Regions from separate parts of the Homo sapiens genome. Here region 2 is linked to region 1. Evidence: read pairs that join two places in POLR2A ChIA-PET (ENCODE). Cell type or tissue: HepG2. All regions are shown on one strand. Each heading gives the region's core, and the rest is flanking DNA. Links, peaks and the distances in the headings are about the cores only. Region 1 overlaps ANPEP (alanyl aminopeptidase, membrane). Region 2 overlaps ARPIN-AP3S2 (ARPIN-AP3S2 readthrough).

What was found. ChIA-PET counts read pairs that join two places held together with the same protein. Peaks named below come from ENCODE experiments on the same cell type or tissue, not always from the same donor. Only the 100,000 strongest peaks of a DNase experiment are listed, where the experiment ranks them.
Region 2: POLR2A ChIA-PET joins it to region 1 with 6 read pairs; 8 of 35 experiments call an interaction of 5 or more read pairs at or near these places.

Annotation. Positions count from the first base shown.
Region 1 is chr15:89,798,900-89,813,860 of GRCh38, forward strand. It overlaps ANPEP (alanyl aminopeptidase, membrane), which reads right to left. Exons shown (of 21, transcript NM_001150.3): 2 at 7,071-7,907; 3 at 6,422-6,564; 4 at 6,179-6,318; 5 at 5,592-5,718; 6 at 5,354-5,508; 7 at 4,990-5,103; 8 at 4,748-4,891; 9 at 4,543-4,608; 10 at 4,340-4,405; 11 at 2,536-2,708; 12 at 2,212-2,288; 13 at 527-660; 14 at 361-416. The coding sequence starts at 7,684. Among named protein-coding and RNA genes, the nearest start is that of ANPEP, 8.5 kb to the right of the region's middle. RefSeq lists enhancers at 5,039-6,238, 10,424-10,568, promoters at 7,637-9,429, 7,685-8,693, 7,685-7,837, 7,685-7,799, 7,688-8,079 and cis regulatory regions at 7,785-7,788, 7,798-8,079, 7,800-7,837, 7,812-7,815, 10,491-10,502. In HepG2, for the core only: no CTCF peak of the experiment used is centred there; DNase peaks (open chromatin) are centred at 7,872, 8,362, 10,502 and 10,792; H3K4me3 peaks cover 226 bases.
Region 2 is chr15:89,851,871-89,866,831 of GRCh38, forward strand. The region is part of intron 8 of ARPIN-AP3S2 (ARPIN-AP3S2 readthrough); the gene reads right to left. The region is part of intron 4 of AP3S2 (adaptor related protein complex 3 subunit sigma 2); the gene reads right to left. Among named protein-coding and RNA genes, the nearest start is that of MIR5094, 8.6 kb to the left of the region's middle. In HepG2, for the core only: no CTCF peak of the experiment used is centred there; DNase peaks (open chromatin) are centred at 3,130, 5,981 and 7,001.

The DNA of each region.
Region 1 (14,961 bases), core at 3,112-11,111:
CTGTACTCCAACCTGGGCAACAGAGCGAGACTCCGTCTCAAAACAAACAAACAAACAAACAAACAAACAAAAACAAAAACAAAAAGCTTGGTGCTGTGGAGTAGAGGATGGCTTTGGAGTTGGACAAGCCTCTGTCTGGCTGTCATGAACTACTGTGTGACTTCGGGCAAGGTGTCACATTCTTCATCTGTGAAATGGGTGTGTGGGGACCCAGGGAGGGACGTCCAGGGAGCACAGGAGCTCAGGGCACAGCACGTGGCATATGGGAAGGGCAGCAGGAGGAGCAGGGGCCCTCATTGTGGACTCAGACTTGCTGAAGTCACGAGCTTCTGCAGCTGAGCCAGGCAGCGGAGCACTCACCTGGCCAGGTTGAAGGCGTCATTAATGATCTGTGCCCGATTGATGACAGGGATGGCCTAGAATGCGAAGCACAGCATGTGACCATGGGTTGGCTGTGGGTGGCAGGCCTTGCAGTCTGGTGCCTGTCCTGGGGCAGGGGGCAGGGCGAGGGGTGGCAGACACTCACCGAGTGGTCTCTCTGCAGCTGAGTCTGAATCTTCCTCCAGTTCTCTTCGTCGTAGTTCACCCGGTAATAGCCCGTCACATTGAGGTTCAGCAGGACCCACTCATTGCCTGATGTGCTGAAGAGATCGTTCTGGGCTGTGGAGAGGGACGAGACCTGGGCAGGGCTGCTCAGAGGCCATGGGCTGACCCCTGGACCTCTTGCAAGAGCAGCTGCCCCCGCAGCCTGGCACCACCTCACCCTCAAGCTGCTGGGGAGACGCTAAGGGTGGGGAAGGAAGGGATGAGGAACTGGGCTGCCAGTGGCTTCACAGACCATCAACCCATGAAGATGACATGCCACCCCAAACCTCAGAACCTGCCCTGCCTCCCTAGGCTCTGCACGGCCAGGCCAGCTGCCAGGCCGCTCACACTCAGCAATCCAGGCTGTTCCTCCTCCTTGCCCTCCTCCACACTCCATCACACCTGTCACCCAAGTGGGAACCACAGGCAGCTCCTCCTCTCCCTTCCCCTCCCATTCACCCAGACCCCCAGTGCTGCTGTCTCTTTCTGGGGCTTAGTGCCCCTTCCTCCCTGTGGGTCCCCCTCCTCCCTCACTCCTCTCATACTTTGTTTCAGCAGCCAGAGGTCAGGGCCAATAGGTTGCTCATTTCCCACCTGCCCCATCCACTGTCTCCTGCAGCCCCTGGGGCCCTTGGGGACCAGCTTTATCTCTTGGGCACACCTCTGCCCTAGCTACACTCAGTCCCCACACTCTCTCCTACCTCTATCCCTGGCACTTGCTATTCCCTTTGCCTGGAATTCTTTTCTCTGCCACATTAGCCTGTCTGATTCCTACTCTTCCTCTAAGACTCAGCTCACCTCCTCCGGGAAGCCCTCCCTGACCTCTCCATGAACTTGAATCTCCCTTATTCCCTGCTCCATGTCCCCATACCTCACTAGCCCCAACCATACACTCTGAAAGCACTCAGCACAGCACTAGAATGCCTCCAACTTCTTGCCTTCCTTCATCTGTAGCCTTGGCCAAGGCAAAGGATGACTTGTCATGCCCTTCGCTTCTTCAGTGCCTTGCTGAGTAGGGCTGCTCATAACATGTGCCAGGCACTACTTTAAGCATTTTATGTGGATTCTCTCCTTTTTTTTTTTTTTTTTTTTTTGAGACAGAGTTTCGCTCTTGTTGCCCAGGCTGGAGTGCAATGGTGCGATCTTGGCTCACTGCAACCTCTGCCTCCCAGGTTCAAGCAATTCTCCTGCCCCAGCCTCCAGAGTAGCTGGGATTACAGGCATGCACCACCACACCTGGCTAATTTTGTATTTTTAGTAGAAATGGGGTTTCTCCATGTTTGTCAGGCTGGTCTCGAACTCCTGACCCCAGGTCGCCTCGGCCTCCCAAAGTGCTGGGATTACAGGCATGAGCCACCATGCCTGGCCTAGGATTCTCTCCTTTAATCCTCACATAACTAATGGAGTATTGCTCTTAGCCTCATTTTATAGAAGAGGAACTAGAGACCAGAGCGGGATGGTAACTTGCCCAGAGTCACACAGCGAAGCAGCAGCAAAGTGGAGATTGGAACCAAAGAAGTCAAGTCCATTTGTTGAATGGAATGGCCCATCACAGCCCTCAGAACATGGGCCAGGAGCTAGGAGTATGGGGTGGGGGCTGCTGCCCATAAGGCAGGGCTGGATTACCTCTTACATCTATCAGCCAGTAGTCCTGCTGCTGTCTGCCATCTCTGATGGATGTGATGGGCACAATCCACACGTAGCTGCAATTAAAGATCCAGAGGTGGTGAGAGATGGCGGTGTGGTCACTGCCAGTGAGGAGCAGCTGCCCAGGCTCCCAGCTTCTGCCCAGCTCTGGCACCGAGTGCCCCTGAACTCCTGGCTCTGGAGGGAGGGTCTGTCTACAGTGGCTGGGGCTGGGACCACAGGAGGCCAGTCCTACTATGGTCCCTTAGTAACTGCCCTCTACCCCACCCACCTGACCATGCCTCAGTGACCCCATCTGCTCACTTGAATTCTGAGGGGCGGGTAACATTGGAATCGGGGTCAAGGAGGAAGTGCTCCTGGGAAAGGGTCCCCGTGCTGGTATCCACCGTGATGACCGGGAAGCCCATCTGCAGGGTCCAGCGGTTCATGATGTCCCGCACGGTGGTGGGGAGTTGGATGGACCGGTTGTTCACAGCCTGTGGGTGGAGCGAGAGGGCGTGGCCATCAGTGGGACCCTCCAGTCCCTGCCATCCAGGGCATCTCCTGCAGATTCTCGCCTCGACCCCGGGGGGCCACTTGTATGGGAGGCCTGGGAAGGGCACTGGGCTGGGAGCCGGGAGCCAGGGTACCGTCCAGCTCTGCCTCTCCTCGGCTGCTCAGTGCTGGACGAGCTGGAGAACTTCCCAGCAAATCTATGAGGCCCTCCATTCTGTGGTCCACCCTGAGGTGTGTATGTCAGGGAGGGGGTGCCCAGGATGCCCATGGCTCTTCCTGAACAACACTGGGAGGAGGACAAGAAAGAGGAGACAGAGATGAGAGAAAGCCAGTGTTCAGGTGTCACAGGCAGGGGTGGGGGACGGGGCCCTGGGGGTCGCATGAGGGAAGTGCACTCGGACTGGGGTGTGGGGCGGGACTCAGGGGCACTGTTGTTGTCTTCTTGTCTTCTTGGATCTTTGCTCATGCACCTGCCTTGCCTTTGTCATCACAACAGAAAGCCAACCCCATTTGTTAATAACTGAAGAAAGGAATCACCTAAGAACGGGGCCACACAGAGGGCAGAAGAGCATGTGGGGAGGAACCAGCTGGGGGCTGCCGGCCGAGGGTCTCAGGAAAGAGGAGTGAGAGGGAGGAGAGCTTGGCTTAGGAGGGAACGCAAAGGGGAAGTTGGGGCAGGGCAAGGAAGGTAGTGGGGGAGACCCAGGCAATGACAGTGTCATTTTGTCAGCAGCATCTTGGGGTCTAGGGGGTTGGAAATTGCCCAGCAGGGACCCGGACCTCAGCTGTGACTCTGTGACAAGATCCTGGGTCTCGCTTCCCTGGTGAGACAGGCCTGGACTGGAAGTGCAGCAGCAACAGTGGGGTAGAAGCTGGACGGGAATTTGAGGCTCGGAACTCTGGAGGGGCTGTCGGTGAGGAGAGGACATGTCTGTCCTCTGGCTTAAGACGCTAGCATTGGGCAGAGCTGCAGGGAAGGGGTAGGGGGCAGCTGTCAGGGAAATGATGTCAGCGGAAATGATGGGGGCAGGATGGAGAGGAGGTGGACTCCAACCCTGGGGGAGGGAGAGGAGCGGCGGCCTCTGGGGGAAGGCAGGAGGGTGTGGCAGTCTGGGGATCTGCCCTACAAACAGGGGCTGTGCGGGGTCTGATGGAGAGGAACTCGAGCCGGGGCAGGGGCAGAGGGCAGAGTTCCTGCTGAGGGTGGTGGAGCTGTGTGCAGAGACATGCCCGTGGCGCCAGCGGGGGGCACAGGGCAGCCAGGAGTGGGGAGAAGGTTGAATGTCAGGCTCCAGAGTTCCAGGCAGAGGCGGGAACCATGAGGGCAGTTTCCTCACCACCAGGAAGGGGCTCTACAGCTCCCATCAAGAAGCCCGCTGTAGCCTGAGGTCAGCTGCTGGCCAGGACCTCAACCACAGCCTCACTCAGACACCTCTTGCAAGGAGCCATCCCGGCTTCCACTATAGGGAGGAGCAACAGAGGCTCCATCCACCCTGCAGGGCTGGTCAGCCGCGGAGCTGGACCCATTCTCTTACGCATGTGCTGCCCCCAGGTACCTTCAGCATCTCAAGACCCCAACAGGATGGCTGTGGAGGGGCTGGCTGCTACTGACCTCCTGCAGGTGGTCCCACAGGTTCAGGTAGATGGTGTTCTGGTAGGCAAAGGTGTGGAGGTAGGACTGTGGAAAGACGGGGCACAGTGAGAGCACAGCTGGAGCCCCCCAGGCTCCCCCTCTGTGGTGGGCAGAGGCCCGGGTCAAGGGCGAGGGGCAGAAGGAGACCCACCCTCATGGCTGGCCCAGGGTGCAGTACTCACCGCCAGGCCCTGCTTGAATACGTCCTCGGACAGGAAGCTGGAGAGCATCCTGAGGACTGAGGCGCCCTGGGGTGGGGGTGAGGGGGCGCTCAGAAGGCTGTGCAGAGCCACCAGGACCCTGTGCCCCCAGACCCTGCCTTCAGTGAGGCCCCTCCAGGCCAAGTCCCCACCTCCTTCCCCGTGCCCCACGAGGAGCGGGCTGCACCTTGCTGTAGGAGATGGCGTCAAACAGCTCACTGATCTGGGCCGGCGTGTTGATCTCCGAGGCGGGTGTGGACAGCGGGTGGGAGGAGGCCAGTGCATCCACTGCCATCACGCGGTACACATCATTCAGCACCATGAGGTCTTTCTGCAAATTCCCCAGGGCCATCAGGAGACTGGCCTGGTAGCGGTGGCCCAGGTCTCCCTCCATGCCCCCCGCACCAGACCCCTGGGCAGCTGGCTTACCAAGTTCCAGGTGGGCTCCGCATAGTCAGCACCCAGGTACTCCACGTAGGAGGCGAAGCCCTCGTTCAGCCACAGGTCATTCCACCACTCTATGGTCACCAGGTTCCCGAACCACTGTGGGGGGAGGGGTCAGCTGGGCAAGCCACGCCCAGGCTGGGCACTGAGAATCCCCAGAACTACCCTCCCCAGGGCTGGCCATCTGCCAGGCACAGTGGGGATTTCAACACCATCGTGACCCCTTCCTGCTGCCCTGCCAGGCGGCACCCTCCTCCCTTCTCAGCAGCCCGGGGCAGAGCCTGGACTTGCGCCGTCTCCTCTCGGAGCCCCTGTTTCCTTCTCCGCACTCCCCGAGATGGGGGTCTACCTGGTGGGCCAGCTCATGAGCAATCACAGTGACCACCCGCTCCTTGTTGCTGCTGGAGGAGGACAGGGGGTCGAACAGCAGGGAGTTCTCCCGGTAGGTCACCAGTCCCCAGTTCTCCATGGCGCCGGCGTTGAAGTCTGGCAGGCCAATCTGGTCTGGGGAGGCGATGCCATTGGCAGGATGAACTCCGGGAGTGGAGCTCCATCCACTGCCTCCCTCCTCAAGGACCCCCACTCACCTGATTTTGGGAGTGGGTAGGGTGTGTCATAATGACCAGCAAAGAAGTTAAGGATGGGGCCCGTCACGTTCAGGGCATAATCGCCGTGGCCCGCCGCAATGGCACTGGGCCGGGCCCAGATCCGGATCTGCAAGGTGTGAGGAAGAAGCAGACCAGGGGCTCCTGTTTGATCCTGGGGCAGGTGGGCTGGGTCCCAGGGCCCAGTGGGCTGGGGGGATCCCTGATGGGCCAGGGCTGGAGGCCAATCAAGCTAAACCTAGAGGCCTGGTCAGCAGAGGGGAACGCTACTGGGGTCTGGAGGCTGTGGGTCCTAGAGAAGGGCCTTTGGAGAATAACAATCATCATAGCCACCGTCTGTCTGGTAACCGGTGGGTCAGGAACTCCCTTCATGAAGAGAAACCATTGTTTTCATTTTTCAGGTGCAGAAATGGAGAACCAGAGAACAAGACACTTGCCTGAAATCACTCAGAGGTGGGATTCCAACCCTGGCCTAACAATTCAGAAACTGGCACAGGGATGAAGAGAACGGGAAGACCCCTCAAGCCGGGGCCAGCCCACGTGAAGGAGAGATGGGCCCAGCCTCATACCAAGACACCATTGGATGCCTGCTTCTCCACGTAGTCGAACTCACTGACAATGAAGGCCAGCAAGTACGTGGACATCTTGGGCGTGGTGTGGAACTCAGTGACATTCCAGTTGGGGTCTTCTGGAAGTGGGGTGCTGGGACCTGGGCAGGGAGCATGTGTGTGTGAGGACGTACCCTCCTGCCCCACACCCCAGCCCAGGGTGCCTGCCCCCTGGCCCTGTGGCCGCAGGCAGGGCCCACTCACCTTTGGGAAGCATGTTGGACAGGGCTGTCAGGTCCTTGGGGTGGATAAGCGTGATGTTGAACTCGGCCTTCATGGCCGGCTCATCGAAGCATGGGAAGGACTTCCGGGCATCTGCAGCCTGCATCTGTGTAGTGGCCACCACCCTGCCCCAACAGGAAGGTTAGAGGGTGTGCCAGAGCTGGGGGTGTGGGAGGGGCTCTGAGGATGCTACCAGGCATGCAGGGAAAGGGGTACATGGAAGGCTGCCCCAGCCTAACCCCTGCTCCTGCTCCCACCCCCGCCTCGCCGGGAGCCTCCGGAGCCCTGCCAGGCCAGCTGACTCGTGGGGGTTGGGGCTCCTTCTGGATTCGGGGTGCCAGCAGGCTCTCAGGGACCTCGGGTGAGTTTCTCTCCTCTGAGCCTCGGTTTTCCTGTCTGTCCAAGGGACGCTCTGTCCCTCATCCCCAGCTCCCTGGTGAGGGGTGGGGAAGCCCTCCCAGTTCGGTGCATTTGCAGCTGCTTTGCCAGCAGCTGGAGGTGAAGCAATGGGCCAGTCTCGGGCTCCACAGGGTTCAAAGGCCTGCAAGCTAAGTCCTTCCTTGGCCCTCAGAATCCAGCCTTGCCTCAGCACCTCGGATCCACCCCACCGGGCAGCCCAGCCGGAACTCACTTTCTGACATTGCCCTCCATGTACTCGCTGCGGTAGAAGCCCGCCAGGTCATCTGCCAACTCCCCCTCGAACTCGCTGTCCATCTCATACTGGCTGTCCTTCACCAGGGAGCCCTTGAGGTGCACCACCAGGTACTCGGTGGGCTCCACCAGCTCAGTCTTGTCAATGTCGGGGGGCTGGGAGCCTCCCACACCACGCAGGACCACCCTGTGCCCCTGGCTGAGGGTGTAGTTGAGCTTCTTGCTGTGGATGATGATGACGTCAGTGGCCTCCTTGCAGGTGAAACGGACGGTGCTGGAGCCCTTAAAAACGTACAGGCCCCTGTCATTGGGGGTGAGGTACGGTCTCAGCGTCACCCGGTAGGAATCGGGTTTCAGCGTGTTGGGGAGGCGGTAACGATTCCACGCTTTACTTTGGTCCAAGGTGGTGGCCGAGGCGGGGTTGGTGGTGGCTGAGGCGGACGGGGTGGTGGAGGCCACGGGGGAGCTGTTGGCGTTCTTGTTCTTCTCCTGGGAGTACACCACTGACAGTGCGATGATTGTGCACACGGCTGCCACGCCCAGGAGGATCCCCAGGATGCCCAGGGACTTGGAAATATAGAAGCCCTTGGCCATGGTGATGGTGGGGAGGCGGCTCAGGGAGCCTCAGGCCAGGCAGAGAACGGAGCAGCCCCAGGCCGGGCTTATATCCCCAAAGGGGAGGAGCCCCACAACAGGCAGACTGGGCAAAAATTAACCAGGGCTCCAACAGGCGAAGGTCACTGGACTGGGCAGGGGCACGCTCCGCCTGGGGAGAGGAGATCCAGGAACGGTGTGTGGAGCTGGGCTCGGGGGGTGCCTGCTGGAAGCAAACAGTGTCTGGTTACAGGCTGCAGGCGGCCTGGGATCAGGCCCGAGGGCTGAAGGGCAGGCTTCCGGCTGTAGGCCCAGTGGGCAAAGCAAGCGGCCAGGTGGCATTGCATTGATCTGCTTGAGAGCTGAGAGGGTGGGAACAGCATCAGAACTGAGGTTAGAGTCAGGGAAGGACTTCCCAGGGGCAAGAGGTGGGAGGTGCACAGAGAAGGGGTTCCCGGCTCCTATTAAGAACACACTGGGGTCACCCCTTTGGTTGCATCTCTGGAAGGATGCCAGGGGCTCCTCAGTGACAAGGTCCCAGCCTCCCTTGCATTCTTCAAGAGCAGGGAGTTCCTCCAGGTTCCCCTCCCTGCCGCTTCTTGCCAAATACTTTTTCCTCCATTATCAGCTCACGGAATAAAATGAAATGAGTTGTTTTGCTTTTTTTGCTGAAGGCTTCACCTCTTTCCAGCTGTGACCTTGAGCAGGTAACTTTACCCTTCTGAACCTCTCTCCTCATAAATAAATAACAGTATTTGCCTCTCAGGTTTGTTGAACAGATTTAGTGAGAAAACATATTAAACACCAAATAGTAGAATGATTAAAAATCATTCCCGGCTGGGCGTGGTGGCTCACGCCTGTAATCCTAGCACTTTGGAAGGCCGAGGTGGGTGGATCACGAGGTTAGGAGTTCAAGACCAGCCTGGCCAACATGGCGAAACCCCGTCTCTACTAAAAATACAAAAAAAATTAGTTGGGCGTGGTGGCGGGCGTCTGTAATCCCAGCTACTTGGGAGGCTGAGGCAGAGAATTGCTTGAATCCGGGAGGCAGAGATTGCAGTGAGCTGAGATCGCACCACTGCACTCCAGCCTGGGTGACAGAGTGAGACTCAAAAGAAAAAAGAAAAAAATCGTTCCCTTCTTTCTTACCCAAAGCTCAACAATTGCCTCTTTCTATCCTTGGTAGAAATGAAGATATTACTTACCATACAAAATAAAATACACACCTTACAGGAAAATTATGTTCATTGTCACTTTCCCCATCCACCAGCCCAGTTTCTCAGACCTCGACACCGCCTGACCTCACTCCACATCCAATTCACCCACATTCCCCCATCGCAAGATGCACTTGGTCAAAACCATTCTCATCATTTATGTGGACACAGCAGCGCCCCTATGGACTCCCTGCCTCCATTCGGGCCTGCTTGAACCTGCTCAACACAAATTGGATCATTTTATGCCACTGCTAAAAAAAACCTTCCTTTTGCTTGTAGAGTCCAGACCAGACCTTCTAAAGGCACCCACAAGCCCGGGTACAGTCAGCCTGCCCATTTCCTGGCCTCTTCCCCCCTGTTGCAGTACCCCAGCCACTCTGGCCTTCATCAAGCCCCAGGGCCTTGGCACAACCTGTTCCCTCTGCCTGGATCTTCTCTTCCCTATTGCCTTGGTTAATTCCTTTCCATCCTACAAGTCTTCCGCAGCGAAGCCGCCCTGACCTCCCTGACCAAGTCAAGCTCCTATGAGCTCCATTAGCTCCACAGACCTGTTCTGCAAAGCCCCAGAACTCAGCGTGGTTTTCCCTTTGATCTGTGTGGTGATAACTTGAGTCCTGGACTGCAGGCCCCATGACAGCAGGGCCTCACCAGCACTTAGCACAGTGCCTGGCACACAGTAGGTCCTCATTACTGAGATGTTGAGTGGATGCGCACATGCACGAAGGATTGAGTAAATGAATGAATGAGTCAGTCCAGGAGAAACTCCTTACCAAAGTCTTTCTGGCCTCTGTCTCCCAGCTTGTCCCCACCCCACACCTGCCCCCAGAAGAAGTGCCTGCCTCTTCTGAGCCCTTCTCCAAGCATGGCAGGCAGGCCGGACTCGTGCCAGGCCCCAGCATGTCAGGGCCCCACATGCCTTCCTGCTCCCTCAGCTCTGCTCCCTGAGGGCCTCACTCGTCTGCCACCCCTGCCACCCCTGCCACCCCTGAGCTTGCAGGAAGGCTTCTTAAATAAATGCAATGTGTGAACTGAAGGGACACGTGGATTAGTTCAATCAGGCATAAGCAAAACACAAATACCTGCCGCCTCTCGTCTGGTGTATGGAGGCCGAGTCTGAGCCCAGGGTCTTTAGGGGAGTCCTGGGTGCCCACCTTTGAGACTGAGGGTGTTCTGAGCCTTTGGCATTTCCCCAAGGGGCCTTGGTCTGGGACCAGGATGGACCTCCCACTGCAGTGACTAGCAGACACCCCATTAGGCTTGGGTGATGACCCCAAGGGGCAATCGTGCGAAATCAGGTGTCAGGAAGGGCTCCAGCTTGGGCGTGGTGAGAGAAGGAGCAGTGGCTCCCAGCACATGCTGCCAGGCTCCTCCCATCAGGGTGGATGGAATTCGCCAAGGGAGCCCATCTTTACAGCACCCCCCAGGCTGGCACTGGGGCACCATGCCTGCCCCTGAAAAGCCTTTTGATATGTCCCTGACGGAGCCTGCAGCCCCCTCCCACCTTTGCAGCAGAAAGACCCACAAGTCGGCCTGGACTAATCCCTTTTCTAAACAAAGAAAGAGGCCCTGCCTGGCCCACCATACTCTCTTCCTGTTTGCTTTGGATTCAGACCATAGGCCCAGCTGGCTGGAATCTTTACTCTTCTGGACAAGGCCTCTGGTCTTCCAAGTTGGTGCAGCAGGTAGCCCAAAGTTGGCTCTATAATGAGAGGTCCCTGCTCTAGGCACCAGGCCAACCCAGGCTGGGGGCACAGAGACAGCCATGCTCTGCAGCCCCCACCTTCAGGAACACACAAAAGGGCTTCCCTCGTCCAGTCCCCTGCCACAGCCCAGGCCTGGCCACCTCCACACCCCATCGGGCAGTGGCGGCTATGCTACCCTCCCCTGTCACCCAACCCCACCAGCACACGTCAGCAGAGGGCTCTGCCTAAGAGTGTGGGTGGGACTCTCCCATTCAAACCTGGTGCCCAACCTGCAGAGTGAAACCTTAACTCTGGCTTGGGCCTTAATACCTTCTGTGAACTTGACCCTCTGGCCTGTCCTCTTTCTACTGCCCACTGTGGCTCCAGCTGCCAGCGTCTCCCCAGATCATCGGGGCTTTTTCATACCTCTGTGACTTTGCTCATTCTGTTCCCACTGCCAGGAATGCCTTTCCTCTCCCTCTTGTCAAACTCCTACTCATCCTTCAAAACCCAACTCAATGTCACTGCCTTATCATGCACACCAGCCCCCACTCCCCTCTGCGCTTCCCCAGTCTCCAGTTCCCACCTCTATCACAGCACTTAGGAAAATGCCACTGAGGCTGAGCGCGGTGGCTCATGCCTGTAATCCCAGCACTTTAGGAGGCTGAGGTGGGCAGATCACGAGGTCAGGAGTTGGAGACCAGCCTGGCCAACATGGTGAAACCTCGTCTCTAATAAAAATACAAAAAATTAGCTGGGCATGGTAGCAGGTGCCCGTAATCCCAGCTACTCAGGAGGCTGAGGCAGGAGAATCGCTTGAACTCGGGAGGCAGAGGTTGCAGTGAGCCGAGATTGTGCCACTGTACTCCAGCCTGGGGGACGGTGTAAGACTCTGTCTCAAAAAATAAATAAATAAATAAATAAATAAATAAAAATACAAAATTAGCTGGACGTGGTGGCGCACGCCTGTAGTCCCAGCTACTTGGGGGGCTGAGGCGGAAGAATCGCTCGAACCCAAGAGGTGGAGGTTGCAGTGGGCGGAGATCGTGCCACTACACTCCAGTCTGGACGACAACAGAACGAGACTCTGTTTCAAAAAAGAAAAAAAAAAAAGAAAAAGAAAAATGCTACCAGTGTGTTCAAAAGCCTGCTGCTGCACCCAAGCACCTCAAAGGAAGGCCTGGTGGCATCGTATGCCCCTCCATGCCCAGCACAAGGCAGGAGCCCAATACATGTTGGCCAAATGAATGACAACACCCACAGTCCTTGCCGTGACCTACAGGGCCTGTGTGATCCAGCCCCCAGTGATTCTCTGGCCTCATCTCAAACGCTCTCCCCTGTCACTTCTGTGCTCCACCCCAGTGGCCTCTTTCAGTTCAAATCCAACCTGCTTTTCCCCGCTTCATTCTCCCTTCCTCCCTACACACAAGCTGATCCTTGGGCCTGGAAAGCTTCCTGCCTTTGCTTCATCCACTCCCCACTTGCCCTGGAGACACAAGTCAGTGGTGCTGCCCCCAGGCAGCCCTCCAAGTGCCTCCATGAGGGTAGCACCAGGTGTGCCGTATCCTCTACACCTGGCGTGCAGTGGGAGGGCAACACGTGCTTGTGGAATGGGGCATCAGTGCAAGAATGAGAGACAGCAGTTAAGGATGGAACTTCAGAGCCTTGATCCTCGGGACAGGTTCCACCCTCTCTACCCGACATTCCTTCCTGGGCTTCTGGGCTGTGCACAAACCACCTTCGTGATCCACCTTTGTGATTATTTACTTCGTATTTTTCTTTAAATCAATTCACTTTCTTAGCCTCCTTCTGAGCGATAAAATCATGGTTGGATGTGTTAATTTATATTAACAATTCATGACTATTGGTTTAAAAATTGTTCCTGGGCCGGGCGTGTTGGCTCATGCTTGTAATCCCTGCACTTCGGGAGGCTGAGGCGGACGGATCACGAGGTCAGCAGATCGAGACCATCCTGGCTAACACGGTGAAACCTCATCTCTACTAAAAATACAAAAAATTAGCCGGGCGTGGTGGTGGGCGCCTGTAATCCCAACTACTCGGGAGGCTGAGGCAGGAGAATGGCATGAACCCGGGAGGCGGAGGTTGCAGTGGGCCGAAATCGTGCCACTGCACTCCAGCCTGGGCGACAGAGTGAGACTCCATCTCAAGTAAAAAAAAAAAAAAAAAGAAAAAAAGAAAAAATTGTTCCTCTAGGTAGCTCCTAAAAGGATCCTGTCCAGTTGCACCCGCTTTGGGAACTGCTGCTCCACCCTGTATGATGTTGGGGTTGCTGGCCCTGCGGGTTGTCTTTGGTGCAGGCTCTTTCTGCCAGTGAGCAAAATGCATGTGTTCCTTTCGCTGTGAATTTCTTGACGGGGTAGAAGCCGAGCTCTCAACCCACTTCAACTAAAGCAGCCTTTCTATGGGTTTATGTATTTCTTCCCTGCCTATGTTTTAGTCCAGAAAACGTAAGTTCTTCTAAACTAAAACCAAAGCCAAAACCAAAAAACATGAAGGTTGACAACGATCATGCCAGGGCATAACTAAGTCACAGTCACAGTGTGGAAGACACCCACACTTGTGGGTGGGGAGAGGCTCCTTGGTCTCAGATGTGAAGTGCAAGAGGCTTTCTACTCTAATATGAAGACTCCAGGAGCCTGGGAGGGGCTGTGGCCGGGAGAGCTGAGCACCCGTGGCCGGGTGAGCTGCTGTGTTATCCATGCTCCATCCCCGACCACTGGGTCCTTGGGTAGGCCCCACCCACTCCCACTCAGTGTCCCTGACTGTGAACTATGAGACTGGGAGCTCAGGGACAACCTGGGGCTCATTGTCTGCTCTGAGGGAGCAGTGAGCGAGAAGGGTAGGGACGAGGCTGGGCCTGGGCCAGGGCACACTCTGTCCCCGCAGGCCCCTGGCTTTCTCCCAGGCTTCTGAGGCCTCCGCCCATAGCTGCATCACCCCAGGGTGCTTCCTCTGGGAGCCTTGGACATTGCCCCTCCTGCAAGAACCTCAGAAGGCCCCAATGGGAAGTTGCCTCTCATCAGCCTCTTCAGCCCAATGCAGGGCACACAGGAGGAAGGAGCAGAGGCATTTGTGGGTGGGGGAAGTACACATAGGGTTTGTGTGGGGCCACAGATCCTGCCTGGCAACTCCTGTCTGCCAAATGGGGGGTGATTATCCTGGTGAGACACATGGTAGGTGAAACTGAGCACCTACTATGTGCCCTACCAGGATAATCACCCCCATTTGGCAAATGAGGACACTGAGGCACAGAAAGGTTAAGTGATTTGCCCAAGGCCACACAGCTAGTTAGCAGCAGGTTCCACAGCTTAACTACATATGCCTCCTAAAAATGTCCTCCCATACAGCCCCTCACATCTACTGTGGCCGTGCCAAGGGGAGTTGAAGACCACAGGAGAAGACACGCACCCATTTGGCCAGACCAGGGCTGGGAGCTGGGGGTAGTTCTCAGAAGTAGAACTTGTTAGCCAGGGAGTGCTGGGGGCTGCTTCCAGACACAGGCCTGTGGAGGACCCACATCTTGCCTCCAAGGTGTGACTGGGACCACTGTAGGGCCAGGAGTGACAGGCACCCGGGGTGAAGCCCGGGCTAGGGATAGATGGCTGCCAGCCTATGTGAATAAGGACACCCCAGGGCCTCGGTGTGCGGCTGACACACTGTCCATGCCATGCCTCCAGGGCTGTCCAGGAGCCCCAGCATAGGGTTCCAGATCTCCCACCAGAGCCAGCCCAGGAACTGGACCCAGTTCCAACACCTTGGCTCCTTCCGACATGGGGACCCCCATCTATGTCCTCAGAATGCCTAGCATACAATTCTTACAGCGATGGGGCTGGAGGCCTTAGCTTAAAGGCTGTAGGGGTGTAAGGAGCGCCAGCGTGTAACGAAGGTCTCATTCCCCAGAAGGCTCTGGGGGAAGCACAGGGCAGGCGGCTGGGCTGCCTCAAGACACTGGGCCGGTTTCCCCACCTGTGAAGCGGGAGCAGCGCTGTGGGTGGCCTCCTTGCACTCATAGTGTGGCCTTCGAGGCTAGGGCTCCACAGGAAGGTGGCTGAGAGTGGATGAGGGCCTCATGGGCCCAGCACACCCTCCCACAGGGAGAGGGGAGTCCACCCTCTTCCCTGCCCAGCTCCCCCATACCCACTGGGGCTAGCCAGCCTTCCTGTGGGACAGAGGCTGTCCCCACTTCCTCCTGGTCACCCCTACCCCACACGCCCACCTCCCCTCCACAAAACACATACCCTGAGGGGCCCTCTGGTCCAAGCCTCCCCTTTCACAGGTGAATTAACTGAGGCCCAGTAAGGCCAGGGCGTTTAGAGACTCAGGGATGAAGCCACATCAGACCTCAGGTCTGGCTGAGACC
Region 2 (14,961 bases), core at 2,295-10,294, 52 kb after region 1:
ACTACCTGTTTGCACTGCTGATCCCAAATGCCAAGCACAGTGCTAAGTACAGAAAAAGATCCAGACCTTGTCCTTTTGAATTTCATCCTTCCTTGGTTGCTTATCTGCTAAGAAAACATGACACAAACACATTTCCCCACATTTAGGATGTCAAAGCAGGCGGGAATACTACAGGCAGCATTGCAGAGTGTAGAGGGAGCGGGTCCATAATCAGAGTCCAGGATCTGAATGTGGCTCTATCACTTACCAGCTGTGTGACCTTAGAGAAACTGAGGCTTCCTACCAATAAACCTCAGTTTCTTCATCTGTAAAATGGGGAGAACCAGAGTTCTTAGCTGCCAGGCTTATTCTAAAGATTAAAAAAGATGATGTAGGAAATAAATGAGACACTGTATATAAAGCACTTAGCTATCTATTACGTGCCTAGTTCTTAGTAAGTACTCGGATGTTGGTTAATTTGGTAGTTATAATCAAAGTCATCTTGACCAACCTCTTTCCCAGTGCAGGATTCTGTTCTTTGGCTCCTGCAACAGTATAGATCCTTCACTCTGGTGACAGATCCTTCGCCTCCATGAAGAGAGCTCACTACTGTTTCCAAGCTGCTCAGTGGGCTGTTGAGCAGCAACAACTGTCAGAGAGTTTTTAACTGTACTGAGCTACAACAAGCATCAAATAATTTCCACCCCCGATCCTACCTGTGTCTTCTGGAGCAACACAGAGTAAGTCCCTGCCCTCTACCCTGGGATTCTATCACTCTGCCTAAGGCAACCACATAGGCAGGCAGATAAGTGAAGCACAATTTGGCCATAAAACAAAAAAAGAAAAAAAGTCCAAATGCCACACCTAGATCCCATAAAACTGTTTCTAAGGAGACCATCTCCATCCCCACAGTTCCTGCTCCTTCTAAATCACTGCCCATGGAACAGCCCTGTGCCCCAGTCCACCTGCTCGCCCTTTACATGCTGGCTCAAAGACTTCCAAAGCTGTAACATCCCTAAACACAAGTTACAAAAATAGTTCAGTATCACTGGAGTGTAAAGTTCAAAGCAAGAGGTGAGGCTAGACAGGCAGGCTGGGCATGCTCATGGAGGTCTTTGTACATAAGAAGGGGCTGCAGCTTCACCCTTTTGGCAGTGGTCCCCAACTTAAAAAAAAATTCATGAAAATTCACTTAAATAACACACTTCCCTCAATCACTCAGTGTCACTGAACTATCATAAGGTTTTGAGGAAGGTGGTGGAGGGGAGTGAGGCATGTCCTTCTCCTTAAGAATCACTGCAGCTGGGGGTATACATCAGCAAGGGAGTTAGTAAAAAATACATTTTTAAATATATCATTAGGAAGGTGTGTAAAGGATAGTCTTAAGGCACAATATAGGAGGCAGAGAGACTAGTAGGAAAAAAGTAAAAATAAAGACAAATTCACCATTTATTGAACTAAGCAATTATTCACTAATTCCGATCCTCAAATAATTGAATGGTGGATATTACTGTATTATATCAAATCTAAGACTTCACTGATTGTAAAACATACTATTTTTATGTGCTACTACAAAAGAAAAATGACATACCATTGATTATAAGAAAAATCTTGATTTGAGATGTTAAAATTATAAATGGTACCCAAAAAGTGAGTCTAAAGAATCAATGAGGGCTGCCACCCCGTCTGGGAAGTGAGGAGTGTCTCTGCCTGGCCGCCCATCGTCTGGGATGTGAGGAGCCCCTCTGCCTGGCTGCCCAGTCTGGAAAGTGAGGAGCGTCTCCGCCCGGCCGCCATCCCATCTAGGAAGTGAGGAGCGCCTCTTCCCAGCCGCCATCACATCTAGGAAGTGAGGAGCGTCTCTGCCCGGCCGCCCATCGTCTGAGATGTGGGGAGCGCCTCTGCCCCGCTGCCCCATCTGGGATGTGAGGAGCGCCTCTGCCCGGCCGAGACCCCGTCTGGGAGGTGAGGAGCGTCTCTGCCCGGCCGCCCCGTCTGAGAAGTGAGGAGACCCTCTGCCTGGCAACCACCCCGTCTGAGAAGTGAGGAGCCCCTCCGCCCGGCAGCTGCCCCGTCTGAGAAGTGAGGAGCCTCTCCGCCCGGCAGCCACCCCATCTGGGAAGTGAGGAGCGTCTCCGCCCGGCAGCCACCCCGTCCGGGAGGGACGTGGGGGGGGGGTCAGCCCCCCGCCCGGCCAGCCGCCCCATCCGGGAGGGAGGTGGGGGGTCAGCCCCCCCGCCCGGCCAGCCGTGCCATCCGGGAGGGAGGTGGGGGGGTCAGCCCCCCGCCTGGCCAGCCATGCCGTCCGGGAGGGAGGTGGGGGGGTCAGCCCCCCGCCCGGCCAGCCGCCCCGTCCGGGAGGTGAGGGGCGCCTCTGCCCGGCCGCCCTACTGGGAAGTGAGGAGACCCTCAGCCCGGCCAGCCACCCCGTCCGGGAGGGAGATGGGGGGGTCAGCCCCCCCACCCGGCCAGCCGCCCCGTCCGGGAGGGAGGTAGGGGGGTCAGCCCCCCGCCTGGCCAGCCGCCCCGTCCGGGAGGGAGGTGGGGGGGTCAGCCCTCCGCCCGGCCAGCCGCCCCGTCCGGGAGGTGAGGGGCGCCTCTGCCCAGCCGCCCCTACTGGGAAGTGAGGAGCCCCTCTGCCCGGCCAGCCGCCCCGTCCGGGAGGGAGGTGGGGGGGGTCAGCCCCCCGCCCGGCCAGCCGCCCCGTCCGGGAGGGAGGTGGGGGGGGTCAGCACCCCCGCCCAGCCAGCCGCCCTGTCCGGGAGGTGAGGGGCGCCTCTGCCCGGCCGCCCCTACTGGGAAGTGAGGAGCCCCTCTGCCCGGCCAGCCGCCCCGTCCGGGAGGGAGGTGGGGGGGTCGGCCCCCCGCCCGGCCAGCCGCCCCGTCCGGGAGGGAGGTGGGGGGGTCGGCCCCCCGCCCGGCCAGCCGCCCCGTCCGGGAGGGAGGTGGGGGGGTCGGCCCCCCGCCCGGCCAGCCGCCCCGTCCGGGAGGGAGGTGGGGGGGTCGGCCCCCCGCCCGGCCAGCCGCCCCGTCCGGGAGGGAGGTGGGGGGGGGGGGGGTTGGCCCCCCTGCCCGGCCAGCCGCCCCGTCCGGGAGGTGAGGGGCACCTCTGCCCGGCCGCCCCTACTGGGAAGTGAGGAGCCCCTCTGCCCGGCCACCACCCCGTCTGGGAGGTGTGCCCAACAGCTCATTGAGAACGGGCCAGGATGACAATGACGGCTTTGTGGAACAGAAAGGCGGGAAAGGTGGGGAAAAGATTGAGAAATCGGATGGTTGCCGTGTCTGTGTAGAAAGAAGTAGACATGGGAGACTTTTCATTTTGTTCTGCACTAAGAAAAATTCCTCTGCCTTGGGATCCTGTTGATCTGTGACCTTACCCCCAACCCTGTGCTCTCTGAAACATGTGCTGTGTCCACTCAGGGTTAAATGGATTAAGGGCGGTGCAAGATGTGCTTTGTTAAACAGATGCTTGAAGGCAGCATGCGCGTTAAGAGTCATCACCAATCCCTAATCTCAAGTAATCAGGGACACAAACACTGCGGAAGGCCACAGGGTCCTCTGCCTAGGAAAACCAGAGACCTTTGTTCACTTGTTTATCTGCTGACCTTCCCTCCACTATTGTCCCATGACCCTGCCAAATCCCCCTCTGTGAGAAACACCCAAGAATTATCAATAAAAGAATAAATTAAAAAAAAAAAAAAAGAATGGACTTTCCCAGGCCAGCTGTGGTGGCTCACGACTGTAATCCCAGCACTGTGGCAGGCCAAGGCGGGCAGATCACCTGAGATCAGGAGTTCAAGACCAGCCTGACCAACACGGAGAAACCCCGTCTCTACTAAAAATAAAAAAAATTAGCTGGGCGTGGTGGTGCATGCCTGTAATCCCAGCTACTTGGGAGGCTGAGGCAGGAGAATTGCTTGAACCCAGGAGGCAGAGGTTGTTGTGAGCTGAGATTGCACCATTGCACTCCAGCCTGGGCAACAAGAGGGAAACTCCATCAGAAAAAAAAAAAAAAAGGACTTTCTCAAAGAAAATGTATTTAAATGTCTGCACCAATAATTCCAGCATGTGTATGAATAAATATGATATGTCCTTTAAAAAAAAAAAAAAAAAAAAAAAGAATCAATGAAATGTGATATCATCCCTGTTTTACAACTGAAGAAAACTGAGGCACAAAGAGGTCTTTAAGAGGGTTGCATAAATTACACAGTTAGAATCTGGTAGAGTCAGAAGCCCACAAAGGCAATTCATGCAGAATCCCACTTGAGGAACACAGGGTTCCTAGTTCCTCCTGAGTGCACCCAGAGGTTATCTCCCAAGGGAGCAAAGGCAAAGTGAAAAGTGAGCCCACCCCGAAACTAGCCAGTATGCACAAGTCATAACCTTCAAAGGCAAGGTCTAATTAGAATTTGGTTTTAAAAAATGGGCCTTGGCTGGGTGCAGTGGCTCACGCCTGTAATCCTAGCACTTTGGGAGGCTGAGGAGGATGGATCACTCGAGGTCAGGAATTTGAGACCAGGTTGGCCAACATGGCGAAACCCTGTCTCTACTAAAAAATACAAAAATTAGGGCTGGGCGTGGTGGCTCACGCCTGTAATCCCAGCACTTTGGGAGGCCGAGGTGGACAGAGCATGAGGTCAGAAGTTCAAGACTAGCCTGGCCAAGATGGTGCAACCCCGTCTCTACTAAAAAAATACAAAAAATTAGCCAGGCATGGTGGTGCGCACCTGTAATCCCAGCTACTCGGAAGGCTGAGGCAGGAGAATTGCTTGAATCCAGGAGGCAGAGATTGCAGTGAGCCAAGATCACACCACTGCACTCCAGCCTGGATGACAGAGTGAGACTCCATCTCAAAAAAAAAAAAAAAAAAAATATTCGCTGGGCGTGGTGGTGCGCACCTGTAGTCCCAGCTACTCAGGAGGCTGAGGCATGAGAATTGCTTAAACCCGGGAGGCAGAGGTTACAGTGAGCCAAGATCATGCCACTGCACTCCAGCCTGGGCAACAGAGTAAGACTCTGTCTTAAAAAAAAAAAAAAAGAAAAGAAAAGAAAAGAAAAAGAAACCCACAAAATTGGGACACATATCTATTTCACATCAACTAATCAACTCTGACTGTCCTGTATTGTTTGGATAACCAACAAAGTATTACATACTGACACTATTCCAAAGGCGTTTACAATCTACTAGAAACAGTTAGAATTAAAAACTTGAGAGCATGAGCAAGAAGACAAACAGTTTGGAGAACTACAATACCGAAGTTTAGAGAAAGCTTCATCAAAAGTAAAAACTGGGCTGGGGCTGGGCACGGTGGAGGAGAGACAGGGTTTCAACATGTTGGTCAGGCTGGTCTTGAACTCCTGACCTCAAGTGATCCATCCACCTCGGCCTCCCAAAGTGCTGGGATTACAGGTGTGAGCCACCGTGCCTAGTTTATGAGCTTCTTACAGGTAGAAAATTTGAGTTTTATATCTTTGTATCTCTATATTTAGCGCAGTGTCTTTTTCCTAATGAATGCTTAATAAATGATTGTTGTTTGGTAATCAGAGAAAAGACAAAAACACTCTCAGACATCAGTACTTCATCAAGGTCAGAGAGCCAAGGTAAAGACAAATGATTTGCAGAAAGCCTCTAAGGAGGGAGGCACTCGCCTCCCACATATAAAAACCATTTATTCTGTTAAGAAATTTTATTTTAAGTCATCTTAAATTCATTTGGGAAGTATAGAAGATATAAATGCCCAATAATCAGAGAAACTGAAAAGCTGCCATGTGGGATACCTTTCCTAAGATTCAACCATGTTTTCTTCTTATTAGAGCACTCCTCTATTTTTCTGTTACTAAAATTTCTAGCTTCCCTTCTACAAAGTGATAATAAAAATCAAACATTAACTTTTCCTCTAAGAAAATCCATGAAAAAACCATGGTCATCATTGGTAATATTCAACTAGTTCAGGTTCTCCTCCCTCTTGGGCACATAATAGGATCATTTCCCCATCCCTTGGGTGGGAGCATGTGACTGATTTTGATCACTGAAATGTGAGTGTACGAGGATGTGTCACTTCAAGAGCCGGAACACACACATGCCCAGGTAGAAGCATATGTTGAGGAGATTTCCATCAGCCTGGACCTCAGAGGAACTACAGTCAGCAGACACACCACAATGGCCACATAGCACGAGTGAAAAAATAAACCTTGCTCTCATAAGCCATTGGGATTTTGGAGTAATGCATTACCTAGCCTACCTTGATTGATACAAAAATCAAGCCTGGAAAAGGGTTCTTAGTTAGGAATCAAGAGATTCTGCTTTGCTGGGTGTGGTGGCTCACACCTGCAATCCCAGCACTTTGGGAGGCTGAGACAGGCGGATCACCTGAGGTTGGGAGTTTGAGACCAGCCTGATCAACATAGAGAAACTCCGTCTCTACTAAAAAAAAATACAAAACTAGCCGGGTGTGGTGGCGCACGCCTATAATCCCAGCTAGGCAGGAGGCTGATGCAGGAGAATTGCTTGAACCCAGGAGGTGGAGGTTGCAGTGAGCCGAGATCACGTCATTGCACTCCAACCTGGGCAACAAGAGCGAAACTCCATCTCAAAAAAAGAAAGAAAAAGAAAGAAAGAAAGAAAGAAAGAAAGAAAGAAAGAAAGAGAGAGAGAGAGAGAGAGAGAGAGAGAGAGAAAGAAAGAAAGAAAGAAAGAAAGAAAGAAAGAAAGAGAAACTCTACTTCTTATCTTAGAGTAGGCTAATCCTCTTCTGCAATATAAGGAATAATAGCAAGAACAATAAAATTGAATCTCAATTCCAGCCTTTCAGGGTGCCTATAAATCAGCAACCAAAGCAAAATACAATTCGTTTTATCTGCAACATATCCAAGTAATACCATGGGTAATAAGCTTTGTTTACTGACTACAACCTTGACAAACACTAGGTTTTACTGAAAACGGCTGCATATCAAATGAATATCTCTAAAGGTCAAATTGTGCTGTTTTGTGTACACTGTTATTCTACTAACCAGTAATAAGGAATGACTAACACACCAAACTTGAAGCAGCAGGTAATCAATGAGATTGTGCACTGAGGCAATCCAAAGTTCAAGTAAGGAAAGCGAGTGTGTATATGGCAGCAGATATTCAGTATAGTCTGGAACAATCCTTGCTTTTGTTTTTTTCTTTTTTTTTTTCTTTTTTACTTAAAGAGATGGGGTCTCACTTATTGCTCAGGCTGTTCTCAAACTCCTGGGCTCAAGTGATCCTCTCGCCTCAGCCTCCCAAAGTGCTGGGGATTATCGTCGTGAGCCTCCACAACCAGCCCAAGTGTCCTTCCTTCCTTCCTTTCTTCCTTCCTTCCCTCTCTCCTTGCTTCCTTTCTCTTTCTTTCTTTCCTTCTTTCTTTCTTTTTCCCTCCTTCCTTCCTTTTTTTCTTTTCTTTCTTTCCTTTTTTCTTTTCTTTTTCTTCCTTCCTTCCTTTCCTTCCTTCCTTTTTCCTTCCTTTCCTTCCTTCCTTCTTTCCTTCCTTTCCTTCCTTCCTTCCTTCCTTCCTTTTCTTTCTTTCTTTTTTTTTTTTGAGATGGAGTCCTGCTCTGTCGCCCAGGCTGGTGTGCAGTGGCGCGACCTCGGCTCACTGCAACCTACACTTCCCAGGTTCAAGCAATTCTCCTGCCTCACGTCTCCCGTGTAGCTGGGATTAAAGGTGCACGCCACCACGCCTGGGTAATTTTTGTATTTTTAGTAGAGACGGAGTTTCACCACGTTGGCCAGGCTGGTCTCGAACTCCTGACCTCAGGTGAGCCACCCGCCTTGACCTCCCAAAGTGCTAAGATTACAGGCTCGAGCCACCGCGCCCAGCCCTTCTTTCTTTTTTTTTCTAAACAAATTACAGGGATTTTAGAAATTTAAGAAATCATTATTGCTGATCTTTTTTTTTTTTTTTTTCTGAGATGGAGTCTCGCTCTGTCACCCAGGCTGGAGTGCAGTGGCGCGATCTCGGCTCACTGCAAGCTCCGCCTCCAGGGTTCATGCCATTCTCCTGCCTCAGCCTCCAGAGTAGCTAGGACTACAGGCACCTGCCACCATGCCCAGCTAATTTTTTGTATTTTTTAGTAGAGACAGGGTTTCACCGTGTTAGCCAGGTTGGTCTCGATCTCCTGACCTCGTGATCTGTCCGCCTTGGCCCTCCCAAAGTGCTGGGATTACAGGCATGAGCCATCATGACCAGCCGATCTCTGTCTTTATGTTACCCTGAGGGAATAAGATTTTGGCCTCTGAAAAAAATATTCTACAGCCAACACTAAGAATTGAAGATAACATACAGAAAGTACAGTAGTCCCCCCTTACCTGCCTAGAATATGTCCTAAGACCCCCAGTGGATGCGTTATTTTTTCCTATACACACATACCTAGGATAAAGTCTAATTTGTAAATTAGGCACAGTAAGAGATTAACAACGATAACTAATAATAAAAACAATTATGACAATATGCCAGCATCATTACTCTTGCACTTTGGGGCCATTATGAAGTAAAATAAAGGTTACCTGAACACAAGCACCGTGACACTGTGACAGTCAAGATGGCTACTAAGTAAGCAGTGGGCAGCTAGTGTACACAGCACGGATACAATGGATGAGGGGATGATTCCCATCCTGGAGCAGGACAGAGCAACATTTCATCATGCTGCTCAGAATGGCATGCAATTTAAAACGTATTGTTTATTTCTAGAATTTTCCATTTAATATTTTTGGACCATGGTTGACTGTGCATAACTGGAACTACAGAAAGTGAAACTGCAGATAAAACTGTCTGTCTTAACCACGCTTTAACTCTGCCCTACAACTGGCCTTTCTGTATGTAAGATAATAAATTTCCTTATTACTTAAGCCAAAAAAAAAAATTCTGCCACAAAATTCTTACCTATCAAGCATCAGTAAAGAAGGGCTTTATAGATGCAATGGAACACAAGGCTGGTCTCAGCTCTCTTCTTCTCTTAGGCACATCCAGATAGAGAAACAGAGGCAGCCAGGGATAGTCAGGTATGTTAACTCGCACCTTTTACAAGAACTAAAACTCAAACAGAATACCTTATTCTTCCAGACCAAATAGCTCCTCTTTCATCATCAAAAACACAAACTGTCTGTCCCTCACTTGTCCCTCCATTCCTGGAGACCTGCAGTCAGGACATCTGCTTCAACGTCACAGGGTGTGGCAGGTATTAATGAGCTTTGTTATCACAAGCTCTGTTCACAGAAGGGACATCTGGCAAACAAAACCCAATATTACTGTTTATGATCCTTTCATCTTAGTGCTCACGAGTTAATTTTGAACTCTCAGCATTTTTCCATTTTAGCAGCCTATGCTTAGCAGAGATTTAAAATTCCATACTATGAGGTTTTCTTGGGTTCAGCACCATTCAGAAGCATATGTTTCAATTCTCTTGAGAGGGCCCACTGCAAATTGAAATCTATTTAAAAAAAAATAAAGCGCTGGATAAATTCCCTTGACATAGCCATTGAATTGTGACTCTGATGACCAAATCTTGAAAGCCCAATTGAATTCTAAATCCAGCTTTGCTATTAGATACTGGTAGATCAGAATGTTAGGTCACCCACACAGTTTTCTTTGAACAAAATTCAATTCACCATAATTAACACCAACACCCAGCTCAGTCATAATGTTGAGCTGTGTTTAGGGATTTCTGAAAGCAAAAGGGAACCAAGTACCCTAGGCTCTAAATGGCACAGCCAGGAGAGCTGATGGTTACCCCAGAGACTATGAAATCAGACCTTACTCCAGCCTCCAACAGTTTAAATCATGAGCAACCTTATGAGACTAGAGTCCTGGGAACTCTTTAGTGACAGTCACCTGAAGATTACCCCAGTCAGTAAAAGGTACCACACTAGATTCAGTGAGGAATACAAAGATAAGGCAGTCTAACCAAGCAGGGAAAACATAGAAAGGTACATAAATTAAGGTCACAGAAGGATAAAAATAATACTATACCTGGTTCAAAGAGATCACAATAGGCTAGACCATGAGGGCAAGCTTTAGGGTGGTAGGATTTGAGCAGCACTTGAATGACAGGCAGTATTTAGTACATGAAAAGACAATTCAGGCAGAGAGTTGAGGCAGGAACTACAAAATAAGTAGGAGTGGTCCACTGTGGCTAGAGCAGAAAGTGTCTGGCCAGTAGTTACGGAAGTAAAGCCAGGATAGGATGGGCACAAATTGTGGAGAGCCTTGAATGTGTCCGGCCAAGGAGTCAAGGCTAGTCTAAGAAGTACATTAGAAAAACTAATTTCAGTATGTGGGATCAACAAGAAGGAAGAGAGAATAAGGTTAGAAAACCTGCCAGAAACAATCAAGAGACATGACAACTAAAGACAATGTTTGACTCATAACTGAAACTGAGATTTAAAAAAAGATCTAAAGGACATTTCTGGGACAATTGGGAAACTTAAATATGAACTATATATTGGAAAACAATATTTATTAATGTTAAATTTCCCAACTATGTTAATTGTGTTGTGCATCATTAGAGAATTACATACAATGTATTATATAAGAATATCCTTGCTCTTAGGAGATATTTATTGACATATTTAGGGATGAAAAGTTATGATGTCTGCAACTAATTCTCAAAATCGTTCAGGAAAAAAAGTATATATGTATATAGACATAAAAGCAAGTATGCCAAATGTTAATAGTTGGTGAATCTAAGAACAAGATATAAAGAAGGACATTACAGAAAAAAGCAACAGATTTAGTGATTGACTGGACCTTGGGAGCGAGGAAGAGGGAGAAAAGGTTTTGAATGTAGATGACAGAGGATGGTAGTAACACTCCTGGAAAAGGGAAGCTGCAGGGAGAAATGGTTTTCAGAAGACATATGCTGAAGCTGGCTCTGGATACGTGGCAAGAAGAAATTTAGATGTGAGAATGACATTAGGGAGAAATGCCTTCAGGCTGTTGGAAATACAGGAATAGGACTCGAGCCATACATCAAGACTAGAATTACCCATTTGGGAATTACCTACATAGATAATAGTGTGAGCATGAAAATTTTTTTTTAAATACCCAAGTTTTGCTTCAAGACCTAGAACATGAAATATGGATGAGATTTATGCTAGAAATATGAGAGGGAGAAGAGAGAGGTGAGAGATGACTGACAACATAACTTCCTGATAGAGTGGGAAAAGAATAGGAAAGAAATCAGCAGGGTTCTATATGACAGAAAGAAAGGTGGAAAAAGATTAAGAGAGTGCTCCACTGAAGGGTTAACAGTATCAGATACCACAGAAACAATAAAAAAGGTGATGACTAGGAAACGGCCACAGGATTTGAAAATTGGGAAATCATCAGTGAATTCTGGGTAGGACTGAAAACCAGGCTATGGGACTCTAGAAAGAGAACAGAGAAAGTAGAATTAAAGACTGGGCGTAAATCACCCACGAATTCAAGTTCACCTTGCATGAGAACAATGGAAATGGAACTACAGTTAGTGGGGCAGTAGAGCCATGGGAAGGGCTGTATTCACTCCGAGACCAGGGCATTCTGTGTAGACACAGAAGAACAAACACTAAGGACACCTTAGAGACCAGTGCAAGAAGTGACATTATGGTGTGTGTCGGGGAGAGACAGAAAGATAACTTGGCTCTAGAAATGGAATGAAATAAACCCTCCTTTAACACAGGAAGAAAAGGAGAGAGAGGAGGTGAAAAAGAGAGAAGCAGTGATAAAAAGAGTATACAAAAACAACTTAGGAGGTTAAACAAGAAATCACAAGATTAGGAATAAACAACTTGGCAGAGCCAAGGAATTCAGTCATAGCTGGTCTTTACACAGGCCTACTACTCCGGCCACATCTGCTTAAGGTGATGGGGCATCTATCCATGACTATCTAATGAAGATCTTAAAGACCTAGGAACTGATGAGAGTTTCTGACCTCAAGGTGAAGAGATTCTTTAGTTAAAAAGAACAGAGTTCAAGGTGATGTTCCTATTGTCTTAGGACAAGGCTTTTGCCTATCTTAGTAAAAAGATCATTTTCTATTATCAACAGAAGAAGCTATACTTGAATTAGCAACTGCTCTCTATGAGGGCAAAGATAAGCTTGAAATCCTATGAAAAGGAAGCCACCTATTGGAAGCCTCAGACATTCTAAAGCTGAATAGGGTAGGATTCTGATTCCTTGCATCACTTGTTTTCAAAAATCTCAGGAGATATGAACAGTTATTTCCTAATACTGCATGAACAACAAAAATACATAGTTTCATAAACTGTAAAAAAAATTTGCAGTGGCAGCAAAATACTTTATGGAACTTATCTGAAGATAAGACATATGAGGAAGAACAACATTTTTATGGCCTTTTATTTCCTTCTAAAAGCCACATCCAATAAAATGGCTGGAACTGGAATTACTTTACTGCTTTAGCAGGCATCCTTACAGATGTTTACAAAACAGTATTAGAATGATGATGCAAAAAAATCATGATTACCTCAGGAACTGGAAAAAAAGCTTTTGATAAATTTTAACATCCTTTTATGATTAAAAATCCTTAGTAGGAAGAGAAAGGAAGAAACATCCTTAACCTGACAATCTTTACCAAAAAAACCTATAGCAAATACTCTACTTCATGGTGACAGGATGAAAGCTTCCCTTTGAAACCAGGAATCAGAGCAGATGCCCACTGTCACTACTTCTATTCAATACAACTTCTACCAACACATTTTTTTTTTTTGAGACGGAGTCTCGCTCTGTCACCCAGGTTGGAGGGCAGTGGTGTGATCTCGGCTGCCGGGTTCAAGTGATTCTCCTGCCTCAGCCTCTCAAGTAGCTGGGACTACAGGCACACCACCACGCCCAGCTAATTTTTGTATTTTTAGTAGAGACAAGGTTTCACCATGTTGTCCAGGCTGTTCTCAAACTCCTGACCTAAGTTGACCCACTCGCCTCAGCCTCCCAAAGTGCTGGGATTATAGGCATTAGCCACTGTGCCCGGTCCTTACAAATACGTTTTTAAATCACAGGCAGACAACCTCACAGAAGAAAGAACAAAGGCCCTGAATAAACATTTCACTAGAGAGGACCTCCTAATAGGCAATAAACAAGAAAAGATGCTCATCTTCATAAGAAATGCAATTGGAATGACAATGAAATGCCAGTACATACCTACTAGCTGGATAAAAATTAAGTTCTATATCCATCAGTCAGGACAGGCTTGGTTAAGTCACAGTAACAATTTTAACATTTCATGGCTTAAAGTAACAAGTTTATTTCTCTCATACTATGCACACATCCACTGTGCGTCCACTGGGGAGCACTGCTCTACCTCATCCTCAGTTAGGGACCCAGGCCCTGGAAGGCTGTGTGTCCATGCTTCCACAAATGGAATATATATATATATATTCCATTATTATATATATTAGCACTGGCTCCTAAGTTTTGCCTAGAAGTGACACATGGCACTTCCACTCACACTTCATTAGCTAAAGCAAGTCACATGGCTACACCTAACTTCAGGAAGGCATATTAGTATAATTTTACCATGTTTCTCGAAGGGGAAAGAACTGTAAATATTTAGTTAACAGTTCTAATGATTACCACACTGAGAATATAAACCTTTGGTGAGCATACAGAGCACTGGGAACACTCACCCCCGATTGGTAGAAGTATAAATGGATACAATCACTCTGGCATTATCTAACAAAGTGGCAGATACTATGGTCTACAGTCCAGAGGCCTTGAGCCTCAGACTTCTTTTGCCAGTGCTGCAGCCCTGCTGGTGCTTTTGTGCTTCCTTCTAGAGGCCTGTTTCTTCCTTCTAGAGGCCTCACCTATGACCCAGGAATTGCACTGTTAAGAGAAATAGATGTTTCAAGAAAATGTACAAAAATGTACAATAGCATCCATTTTCAAGAATATTCATGACAACATATTTCATAAAAGCTCCAAACTCAAAACAATCTAATTCCATCAGTCATAGAATGGATAAATTCATATAATGAAATCCTATGCAGCAATGAAATTAAACTTCCTAAGGCCACATGTAACAAAATGGGTGATTCTTACAAATAACACGGAGCAAAGAAGGTAAAACACAAAACAACAAATGTTGACTTTCAAAGTCACCTTGGAGGCTGGGCGCGGTGGCTCACTCACGCCTGTAATTCCAGCACTTTGGGAGACTGAGGTGGGTGGATCACCTGAGGTCAGGAGTTGGAGACCAGCCTGACAGATATGATGAAACCCTGTCTCTACTAAAAATACAAAAATTAGCCGGGCATGGTGGCAGGCACCTGTAGTCCCAGCTACTCCGGAGGCTGAGACAGGAGAATCACTTGAACACGGGAAGCAGAGGTTGCAGTGAGCCGAGATCACACAACTGCACTCCAGCCTGGGCAACAGAGCGAGACTCCGTCTCAAAAAAAAAAAAAAAAAAAAGTCACCATGGAGGTATACTCCACGTTGCCTAGACAATGAACTAGCTTAGACTAGGGGGTTGGGAGGCTACCCCTTCTCCCAGTGAGAGGGGCTGCACCCAAGCACAACTTCCCACAGCACCTACAGCTGTCTTCTCCAGGTGTGTATTATCCCACAGGTCCCTAAGTTTCCAGGTGTTGGGCAGCTGGCATTCCCAGACAACTTCCTTTTTTTTTTTTTTTGAAATGGAGTTTTGCTCTTGTTGCCCAGGCTGAAGTGCAATGGCATGATCTCGGCTCCCTGCAACCTCTGCCTCCTGGGTTCAAGTGATTCTCCTGTCTCAGCCTCCTGAGTAGCTGGAATTATAGGCATGCACCACCAAGCCCAGCTAATTTTGCATTTTTAGTAGAGACGGGGTTTCTCCATGTTGGTTAGGCTGGTCTCGAACTCCCGACCTCAGGCCTCCCAAAGTGCTGGGATTATAGGCGTTAGCCACCGCACCCGGCCCCTAGACAACATCTATAAGCAGCTGGCACACAAATACAGATTTCGTGGTGTCTAAGCATTCTGC